2 separate regions of the Homo sapiens genome follow, and region 2 is linked to region 1. The links are chromatin contacts, found by Hi-C or POLR2A ChIA-PET in ENCODE. All regions are on one chromosome and are shown on one strand. The core of a region is the stretch at or near the end of the contact, and the rest is flanking DNA. Distances in the headings are between cores, read along the strand shown.

The links. Hi-C counts contacts between places; a loop is a spot of excess contacts on that map. ChIA-PET counts read pairs that join two places held with the same protein, here RNA polymerase II (POLR2A). Pooled maps may share reads with other maps.
Region 2: a loop to region 1 is called in a pooled map, with 3 times the contacts of the local background. The contact joins two enhancer-like sites. A Hi-C loop is called at or near these places in 4 of 50 pooled maps. POLR2A ChIA-PET finds 5 or more read pairs at or near these places in 4 of 52 experiments (CD8-positive, alpha-beta T cell, activated CD4-positive, alpha-beta T cell, activated T-cell and 1 more).

The regions. Positions count from the first base shown.
Region 1 is chr3:186,949,915-186,955,374 of GRCh38, forward strand. All of the region lies in intron 1 of ST6GAL1 (ST6 beta-galactoside alpha-2,6-sialyltransferase 1), which reads left to right. Among named protein-coding and RNA genes, the nearest start is that of ST6GAL1, 22 kb to the left of the region's middle. Within about 2 kb of position 3,262, at least 4 of the 41 ENCODE cell types and tissues checked have a DNase peak (open chromatin) inside an H3K27ac peak, as active enhancers do.
Region 2 is chr3:186,906,765-186,912,224 of GRCh38, forward strand. No RefSeq gene overlaps it. Among named protein-coding and RNA genes, the nearest start is that of ST6GAL1, 21 kb to the right of the region's middle. RefSeq lists enhancers at 2,169-2,864, 2,627-2,726, 2,797-2,846, 2,865-3,559. Within about 2 kb of position 2,912, at least 8 of the 41 ENCODE cell types and tissues checked have a DNase peak (open chromatin) inside an H3K27ac peak, as active enhancers do.

The sequences.
Region 1 (5,460 bases), core at 2,012-4,511:
CCAATAAATCGTGGTTATTTTCAATATCACAGCACATGTGAACGGTTATTCTCAGTTATTGTCCACCTGATGGGCCACTTTGCTAGGGGCTGTGAATAGAAAGAGAAATGAGATACAGCCTCTCCCTGGAGGAGCTCTCCATCTAGGAGGAGAGCCAGGCCTGTGGAAGGGGGCACAAAGGAAAGCAAGTTGCACAAGCTGTGGAGGGAGCTGGAGGCAGGGGCAGAGAAGGCCAGAAAAAGAGATGATATCCTCAAAGGCTTTAAAAGAATGAAGAAGAATCTGCCAGGCAGTTGGGGCGGGGGCAGCATTGGATCCACTCATAAGGGAGGGCAGAGCTAACAGTGGAGGCTCCCTGGACAGGTGAGCCCTCGGGCTTCCCCCTCTCTGCTGGCATTTGATCCTACTCAGTTTGGGTCAGGATAGAGTCTGCAGTCATTTTCCAGCAGGTGGTTTTACATGGGCAGGAATCCAGCCAGGCCTGACTGGGGGAGAGGGTGTTGAGGTGGCACTTGTCATCCCAGTGATCTCTCCATAGGTATCTGGGCTCCAGGCTTAGGGCTAGGAGCAGGAGTGGGCCTCCTCAGAGGGAGTGGGACAGATTACCAGGCAGGAACTGCAAAGGCAGAGCTCACTAAAGTGCAGGCTCCAGGTCATGTGGATGGAGGGGCTTCACAAAATGGTACAAAGCGGTTGTTATCAAATTCAGACAGCAGGTAGGTGGGAGGAGGGGTGACCTGTGACTTCTGTGATTTCTGGGAAGTCCACTGACCCTTTATGCAGTGCTCAGTGTCAAATAAAAAGAACCGGAGAAGACCACCTTGATAGTTAAGGATATACATTTGTGGTTTTAGTTATTCACAAATGACTCTAAAGTTCTGTGATATGATATGATTGGGTGAATCATTTGGATGAGATAAAAACAGGATTTTATTTGCTGCATGCATGTTGTGTGTCACCTAGGTGGTGATAAAAACAAACGTAGAAGCTTTCATTTACTGAACTCTTACCATGTCTGGGCATGCTATATGCTTTACAAGTATCTCATTTAGCCCTGGCTAAATCCAGCTCTTTGAACACCATACCTACTCCACAAATCTGAGTGTGACTGTAGAAAAGCATAGTGTCATCCTGAATGGTCCCACTCTAATTCTTTTTTGTTTATTTTTTTTGAGACAGAGTTTTGTTTTTGTCCCCCAGGCTGCAGTGCTATGGCGTGATCTCGGTTCACTGCGTGCAGCCTCTGCCTCCTGGGTTCAAGCGATTCTCCTGCCTCAGCTTCAGGCACCTGCCAACGTGACCCGCTCATTTTTTGTATTTTTAGTAGAGATAGGGTTTCACCATGTTGGTCAGGCTGGTCTCGAACTCCTGACCTCAGGCAATCCGCCCACATCGGCCTCCCAAAGTGCTGGGATTACAGGCATGAGCCACTGCGCCAGGCCGTAATTCTTGGCCATGACTCTTAAGGGGACATTGGTGTTGTAGGCCATGTCGCTTCATTTTGTTGGTCCATTGGTTCTCAACCCTGGCTGTCATTAGTGTTACTGGTGGGAATTATAACACGTATTGCTGCCTGAATTCCTCTCAAACTAACGAAATCAAAGTCTTTGTGAGGTTGACCTGGGCACCAGTATCTCTTTGTTAACCTGTGCTGTTAATTCCAATGAATGATAGTTGAGAAGCATGACCATTCCTCTGTCATCTAGATGACTGTTTCGCACCTTTTTCTCTCTCTTCAAGTCTCTAACACCTTCCCTATCCATACTCTCAGTTGATACCTTGTTTTAAACTTACCTGAAAAAATAATGGCAGTCGGAGGAAAACTTTCATACCTTTTGTCTTAGTCCATTCAGGCTGTGATAACAAAATACCGTAAACAGGGTGGTTTATAAACAAAAGAAATGTATTGCTCATAGTTCTGGAGGCTGGGAAGTCCAAGTTGAAGGCACCAGCAGATTCGGCGTCTGGTGAGAGCTTGCTTCCTAATTTATGGATGGTGCTTTTTCACCGTGTCCTCATGTGCTAACAGGGCTCACTAGTTCTCCAGAGCCTCTTTTATAAGGGTACTACTGTATGAGTCCATGTTGCCTTGCTATAAAGGAAAACCTGAGACTGAGTAATTTATAAAGAAAAGAGGTTTATTTGGCTCATGATTCTGCAGGCTGTACAGGCATGGCACCCACATCATCTTCTGGTGAGGCTTCAGGAAGCTTTTACTCACGGCAGGAGGTGAAAAGGGAGGGGGTGTGCCAATTTTTATGCTCCTGGAGAGAGTTGTCTGCATTTGCACCCTGCACTCCCTCTTCTCTCATTCTCATTTAAACTCAACATGATCAGTCTTTTGTACCCATCACACCACCAAAACCATACCGGTCAGGCTCACCAGTATCCTCTCTTGCCAAATCCAGTGGTCAGATCTCAGTCCCTATCTTGACTGATCAGCAACTTTTGATACAATTGACCATTCCATCCTCCTTGAAATAGTTTCTTCTCTTGGCTTCTGGAACATCACTGTCTTTGCTTTTCCTCTTCTCTCACTAGGTTCTCCTTCTCAGTTCCTTTTCTTGGCTCATTTTCTTTTCTTTTCTTTTCTTTTTTTATTTTTATTGAGATGGAGTCTCACTCTCTTACCCAGGCTGGAGTGCAGTGGCGCGATCTCAGCTCACTGCAACCTCCGCCTCCCGGGTTCAAGCGCTTCTCTGTTGGCTCATTTTCACTTGGTCACTGTGGAGTGCCTCTGGGAGTGGCCCTTGGACTTGGCCTCTTCTCTGTCTCCTCATGCCCTGGCCATCTCATATCATCAATTTCCTGACAACCCTCAATTTATATTTCCAACCCACACCTTTCCCCTGAGTTCCATGCTCAGATATTCAACCATCTACTTGACAAGTTTCCTTAGACATCTAATATACATCTCAAATATGACAAGCCCAAAATCGAACTGCTGCTTTTCTCCCTAAAAGAGCCATCCTCATTTCAGTGGACAACAATTTCATCTTTCCATCTTTTAGGGCTTAAACTCTGGAGTCATTCTAAATTCTCTTTCTCTCATGCTGCACCCACTCTGTTAGCAAACCATGTCAGCTGTGCTTTCACAATAAATTAAGAAACAACTACTTAATTCATCAAATTCATGTTGGTCCAGGACAGAAGACCTGTTCTTTCTCTTAGAATCGTTTCACAACTGAGCCTCCTGCTTGTAGTCTTGCTCCTGTGGTATGTTCTCAAAACAGTAACCAGAGTGATCATTTTAAAAGCTGTAGTGATGTGTCATTCTTCCGCTCAAAAACCAGGAAAGGCTTCCTCTTTTACTCAGAGCTTAGAAAGGCCTACAGGATTCTGTGTGACCCAGCCTTCAGACCCTGCAGACTTCATCTCCTGCTCTTTTCCACCGCTTCATTCTGCTTCACCTCACTGAGCCTACTCCTCAGATATAAAGCACACTTTGGTCTCAGAGCCTTTCCACTGCTTCCTCCAGGCAGGACACCTTCCTTCATGTATCCTATTGTTTTCGTCTCTTCTTCAGGTTTCTATTTAGATGTCACCTTGTCAAACAGGCCATTTGACAGCCTTATATAAGATTATAATCTCCTGCCTGTCTCCTCCCACCGACTTGGCTCTCTCCCTTTTATCCTTCCTTGTTGCTGTTCAATAGCGTAGGTGGCCATCTGAGTTACTACCCTGTGTCTTTTCTCACTAGGAACTTGCTTCCATGAGGGCAAGGATGTTATCTCTTTTGCTCACAGCTATTTCTTTAGGACCCAGAGCAATGCCTCAGGTATCATAGGCATAATCCACATTTGTTGGCTGAATTTAACAAAATCCTCACAATGACATTTCAAAATTAGTTGGAATAACCCAAAATTTATACATGAAGAAACTGAGACACAGAGAGGTTTTTTTTTTTTTTTTAATTTTATTTTATTTTAAGTTCCAGGATACATGTGTAGGATGTGCAGGTTTGTTACATAGGTAAACATGTGCCATGGTGGTTTGCTGCCCCTATCAACCCATCACCTAGGTATTAAGCCCCACATGCATTAGCTATTTATCCTGATGCTCTCCCTCCCCCAGGCCCCCTGACAGGCCCCAGTGTGTGTTGTTCCCCTCCCTGTGTCCATGTGTTCTTATTGTTTAGCTCCCACTTATAAGTGAGAACATATGGTGTTTGATTTTCTCTTCCTGTGTTAGTTTGCTGAGGATAATGGCTTCCAGCTCCATCCATGTCCCTGCAAAGGACATGATCTCTTTCCTTTTTATGGCTGCATAGTATTCCGTGGTGTATATGTACCACATTTTCTTTATCCAGTGTATCACTGATGGACGTTTGGGTTGATTCCATATCTTTGCTATTGTGAATAGTGCTGCGATGAACATATGCGTGCATGTATCTTTATAATAGAAGGATTTATATTCCTTTGAGTATATACTCAGTAATGGGATTGCTGGGTTACATGGTATTTCTGGTTCTAGATCTTTGAGGACTCACCACACTGTCTTCCACAATGGTTGAACTAATTTACATTCCCACCAACAGTGTAAAAGCGATCTTATTTCTTCATAGCCTCACCAACATCTGTTGTTTCACGGCTTTACTAATTGCCATTCTGACTGGCATGAGATAGTATCTTTTTGTGGTTTTGATTTGCATTTTTCTAATGATGCATGGTGTTGAGCATTTTTTCATATGTTTGTTGGCCACATAAATGTCTTATTTTGAGAAATGTCTGTTTATGTCCTTTGCCCACTTTTTAATGGGTTTTTTTTTTCTTGCAAATTTGTTTAAATTCCTTGTAGATTCTGGATATTAGAGCTTTGTCAAATGGATAGATTAGATTGCAAAAATTTTCTCCCGTTCTGTAGGCTGTCTGTTCACTCTAATGATAGTTTCTTTTGTTGTGCAGAAGCTCTTTAGTTTAATCAGATCCCATTTGTCAATTTCTGCTTTTGTTGTAATTGCTTTTGATGATTTTGTCCTGAAATCTTTGCCTGTGCTGATGTCCTGAATGGTATTGCCTACATTTTCTTCTAGGGTTTTTATAGTTTTGGGTTTTACATTTAAGTCTTTAATCCATCTTGAGTTAATTTTTGGGTAAGGTATAAGGAATGGGTCCAGTTTCAATTTGCTGTGTATGGATAGCCAATTTTCCCAGCACCATTTATTAAATAGGGAATCCTTTTCCCATTGCTAGTTTTTGTCAGGTGTGGCAAAGATCAGATGGTTATAGATGTGTGGTCTTATTTCTGAGATCTCTGTGCTGTCCCATTGGTCTGTGTGTCTGTTTCTGTACTAGTACCATGCTGTTTTGGTTACTGTAGCGTTGTAGTATAGTTTGAACTCAGGTGGCTGGATGCCTCCAGCTTTGTTCTTTTTGCTTAGGATTGTCTTGGCTATATGGACTCTTTTTTGGTTCCATGTGAATTTTAAAGTAGTTTTTTTTCTAATTCTGTGAAGAATGT
Region 2 (5,460 bases), core at 1,662-4,161, 44 kb before region 1:
CATTATTTACCCAGTAGTCATTCAGGAGCAGGTTGTTCAGTTTCCATGTAGTTGTGTGGTTTTTAGTGAGTTTCTTAATCCTGAGTTTTAATTTGATTGCACTGTGGTCCGAGAGACTGTTACGACTTCCGTTCTTTTGCATTTGCTGAGGAGTGCTTTACTTTCAATTATGTGGTCAATTTTAGAATAAGTGTGATGTGGTGCTGAGAAGAATGTATATTCTGTTTATTTTGGGTGGAGAGTTCTGTAGATATCTATTAGGTCTATTGTTCCAGAGCTGAGTTCAAGTCCTGAATATCCTTGTTAATTTTGTCTCATTGATCTGTCTAATATTGACAGTGGAGTGTTAAAGTCTCCCATTATTATTGTGTGGGAGTCTAAGTTTCTTTGTAGGTCTCTAAGAACTTGCTTTATGAATCTGGGTGCTCCCGTATTGGGTGCATATATATTTAGCGTAGTTAGCCCTTCTTGTTGCATTGATTTCTTTACGATTGTGTAATACCCTTCATTGTCTCTTTTGATCTTTGTTGGTTTAAAGTCTGTTTTATCAGAGACTAGGACTTCAACCCCTGCTTTTTTTTGCTTTCCATTTGCTTGGTAAATATTCTTCCATCCCTTTCTTTTGAGCCTATGTGTGTCTCTGCACATGAGATGGGTCTCCTGAATACAGCACCATTGATGGATCTTGACTCTTTATCCAATTTGCCAGTCTGTGTCTTTTAATCGGGGCATTTAGCCCGTTTACATTTAAGGTTAATATTGTTATGTGTAAATTTAATTCTGTCATTATGGTGCTAGCTGGTTATTTTGCCTGTTAGTTGGTGCAGTTTCTTCATAGTGTCGATGGTCTTTACAATTTGGTATGTTTTTGCAGTGGCTGGTACCGGTTGTTCCTTTCCACATTTAGTGCTTCCTTCAGGAGCTCTTGTAAGGCAGGCCTGGTGGTGACAAAATCTCTCAGCATTTGCTTGTCTGAAAAGGATTTTACTTCTTCACTTATGAAGCTCAGTTTGGCTGGATATGAAATTCTTGGTTGAAAATTCTTCAAGAATGTTGAATATTGGCCCCCATTCTCTTCTGGCTTGTAGGGTTTCTGCTGAGAGATCCGCTGTTAGTCTGATGGTTTTCCCTTTGTGGGTAAGCCGACCTTTCTCTCTGGCTGCCTTAACATTTTTTCCTTCATGTCAACCTTGGTGAATTTGACGATTGTGTGTCTTGGGGTTGCTCTTCTGGAGGAGTATCTTTATGGTGTTCTCTGTATTACCTGAATTTGAATGTTGGCCTGCCTTGCTAGGTTGGGGAAGTTCTCCTGCATAATATCCTGAAGAGTGTGTTCCAACTTGGTTCCATTCTCCCCATCACTTTCAGGTACACCAATGAAACGTAGATTTGGTCTTTTCACATAGTCCCATATTTCTTGGAGGCTTTGTTTGTTTCTTTTCATTCTTTGAAAATACTATAGTATTAAATAATGATAATTATAACAAATCTTGTCTTCTCACTTTATTTCATTAAGTTCATCTTCAATCTGTGATATCCTTTCTTCTGCTTGATTGATTAGGCTATTGATACTTGTGTATGCTTCACGAAGTTCTGGTGCTGTGTTTTTTAGCTCCATCAGGTCATTTATGTTCTTCTATAAACTAGTTATTCTAGTTAGCAATTCATCTAACCTTTTTTCAAGGTTCTTAGCTTCCTTGCATTGGATTAGAACATGCTCCTTTAACTCGGAGGAATTTGTTATTACCCATCTTCTAAAGCCTACTTCTGTCAATTCGTCAAACCCATTCTCCGTCCAGATTTGTTCCCTTGCTGGCAAAGAGTTGTGATCCTTTGGAGGAGAATAGGCATTCTGGTTTTTGGAATTTTCAGCCTTTTTGTGCTGGTTTATCCCCATCTTCATGGATTTATCTACCTTTGGTCTTGGATGTTGGTGACCTTCGGATGGGGTTTTTGTGTGGACATCCTCTTTGTTGATGTTGATGCTATTCTTTTCTGTTTGTTAGTTTTCCTCCTAACAGTCAGGCCCCTCTGCTGCAGGTCTGCTGGAGTTTGCTGGAGGTCCACACCAGACCCTGTTTGCCTGGATATCACCAGCAGAGGCTGCAGAACAGCAGATTGCTGCCTGTTTCTTCCTCTGGAAGCTTTGTCCCAGAGGGACACCTGCCAGATGCCAGCCAGAGCTCTCCTGTATGAGGTGTCTGTCGGCCCCTACTGGGAGGTGTCTTCCAGTCAGGATACACAGGGGTCAGGGACCCACTTGAGGAGGCAGTATGACCCTTATCAGAGCTCGAACGCTGTGCTGGGAGGTCCACTGCTCTCTTCAGAGCCATCAGGCAGGGACGTTTGAGTCTGCTGAAGCTGCACCCACAGCTGCCCTTTCCCTCAGGTGCTCTGTCCCAGGGAGATGGGGGTTTTATCTGTAAGTCCCTGACTGGGGCTGCTGCCTTTTTTTCAGAGATGTGCTGCCCAGAGAGGAGGAATCTAGAGAGGCAGTCTGGCTACAGTGGCCCTGCTGAGCTGCGGTGGGCTCCACCCAGTTTGAACTTCCTGGCGGTTTTGTTTACACTGTGAGGGTAAAACCACCTACCCAAGCCTCAGCAATGGCGGATGCTCCTCCCCCGACGAAGCTTGAATGTCCCAGGTCAACTTCAGACTGCTGCGCTGGCAGCGAGAATCTCAAGCCAGTGGATCTTAGCTTGCTGGGCTCCGTGGGGGTGGGACCCTCTGAGCTAGAACACTTGGTTCCCAGGCTTCAGCCCCCTTTCCAGGGGAGTGAACGGTTCTGTCTCGCTGGCATTCCAGGTGCCTCTGGGGTATGAAAAAACAACTCCTGTAGCTAGCTCAATGTCTGCCCAAACGGCCACCCGGTTTTGTGCTTGAAATCCAGGGCCCTGGTGGCATGGGCAACTGGAGGGAATCTCCTGGTCTGCAGGTTGCAAAGACCATGTGAAAAGCACAGTATCTGGGCCAGAGTGCTCTGTTGGCCACGGCACAGTCCCTCACGGCTTCCCTTGGCTAGGGGAGGCAAATCCCCCGACCGCTTGTGCTTCCTGTGCTTCCTGGGTGAGGCTACACCCCACCCTGCTTTGGCTCGCTCTTCGTGGGCTGCACCCACTATCCAACCAGTCCCTGTGAGATGAACTGGGTACCTCAGTTGGAAATGAAGAAATCTCCTGCCTTCTGCATGATCTCACTGGGAGCTGCAGACCGGAGCTTTTCCTATTCGGCCATCTTGCCAGCACCAATTTTTTTTTCATTTTCAGTAGAGGCGAGGTTTCCCCATGTTGGCCAGGCTGGTCTTGAACTCCTGACCTCAGGTGATCCACCCGCCTCGGCCTCCCGAAGTGCTGGGATTACAGGCATGAGCCATTGCGCCTGGCCTATCATAACATTTTTAATATCATATTATAGTATTAAATAAAGATAATTACCATTATTATAACAGCGAACATCTATGCACTACTTGCTGGACACTGTGTCAAGCACTTTAAATGCATCGTAATTTCTGGCATATTAATTTATTAATCATATTAAGTCTTCAAGTTCCTTAACCTCAGGGTATGGGAGGTAAGAGAGCAGTAAGGTTCATAGTTTTTCTTTTTCTTTCTATTTATTTATTTATTTATTTATTTTTGAGATGGAGTTTCACTCTTGTCTCCCAGGCTGGAGTGCGATGGTGCGATCTCAGCTCACTGCAAACTTCGCCTCCCGGGTTCAAGCAATTCTCCTGCCTCAGCCTCCTGAATAGCTGGGATTACAGGCATGTGCTACCACGCTCAGCTAATTTTGTATTTTTAGTAGAGATGGGGTTTCTCCATGTTGGTCAGGCTGGTCTCGAATTCCTGACCTCAGGTGATCCTCCCGCCCTGACCTCCCAAAGTGCTGGGATTACCAGTGTAAGCCACCGCATCCAGCCTATTTATTTGTTTTTTGAGAGTGAGTCTCATTCTGTAACCAGGCTAGAGTGCAGTGGTGTGATCTCGACTCACTGCAACCTCCACCTCCTGGGCTCAAGCGATTCTCCTGACTCAGCTTCCCAAGTAGCTAGGATTACAGCATGTGCCACCATGCCCAGCTAATTTTTGTATTTTTAGTAGAGACAGGGTTTCACCATGTTGGCCTGGCTGGTCTTGAATTCCTGACCTCAAGTGATCCACCTGTCTCGGCCTCTCAAAGTGTTGGGATTACACGTATGAGCCACCATGCCCGGCCAGGTTCGTAGTTTTTAAAGTTTGGAAGATACGAGTTCCCATCCCAGCTTCAATCTATGCGAATTTAAACAAGTTTCCCATTTCTCTTGCTCAAAAAAATGGTTGTTGGGCTTTTTTTGTTTTTTAACCAAAGTGATAACATGATATCCAGAAAAGTAGAAAGAAGAAAACAATAAATTACCTCCATATCCCACCATTTAGAAATAAAATTAAAATTTGTGAGCATGCTTATAGATATTTCCAAGTGGATTTGTATGTTAGAATGATACATAAATAAATTCAAAACTAATAACCTAGGATTATATTCTATATTCTGTTGTTTAAAAGTGAAAAAAGAGGTCCTGACGCAGTGGCACACACACCTGTAATCCCAGCAGTTTGGGAGGCCGAGACAGGTGGATCAGGAGTTCGAAACCAGCCTGGCCAACATGGCAAAACTCCAACTCTACTAAATTACAAAAATTAGCCAGGCGTGGTGGCATGCTCCCATAATTCCAGCTACTCGGGAGGTTGTGGCAGCAGAAATACTTGAGCCTGGGAGGTGGAGGTGGCAGTGAGCCGAGAATGCACCACTACACTCCAGCCTGGGCGACAGAGCAAGACTCCGTCTCAAAAAAAGAAAAAAAAAAGTGAAAAAAGGATTGCTGAGATTCAGGTAATGTTTCTTTACCATGAGAGATATTGGGATATTGGCTACTCTTTTAAACCCTTTAAGCAGGGCCCCACCCTGGGTCCAGCAGGCTATATATTAACCTACACAGGCAGTTTGATTGGCTTCACACAGTTAATTTAAAGAAATAGAAACTAGGCTGAGCGTGGTGGCTCATGCCTGTAATCCCAGCACTTTGGGAGGCTGAGGTGGGTGTATCACGAAGTCAGGAGATCGAGACCATCCTGGCTAACACGGTGAAACCCCGTCTCTACTAAAAATACAAAAAATTAGCCGTCTAATTTAGTCTCGCTCTGTTGCCCAGGCTGGAGTGCAGTGGTGCGATCTCGGCTCAGTGCAAGCTCTGCCTTCCGGGTTCACGCCATTCTCCTGCCTCAGCCTCCTGAGTAGCTGGGACTACAGGCGCCCGCCACCACGCCTGGCTAATTTTTTGTATTTTTAGTAGAGACGGGGTTTCACGGTGTTAGCCAGGATGGTCTCGATCTCCTGACCTCGTGATCCACCCGCGTCGGCCTCCCAAAGTGCTGGGATTACAGGCGTGAGCCACCAAACCCGGCCACATTGCACTGCTCTTTA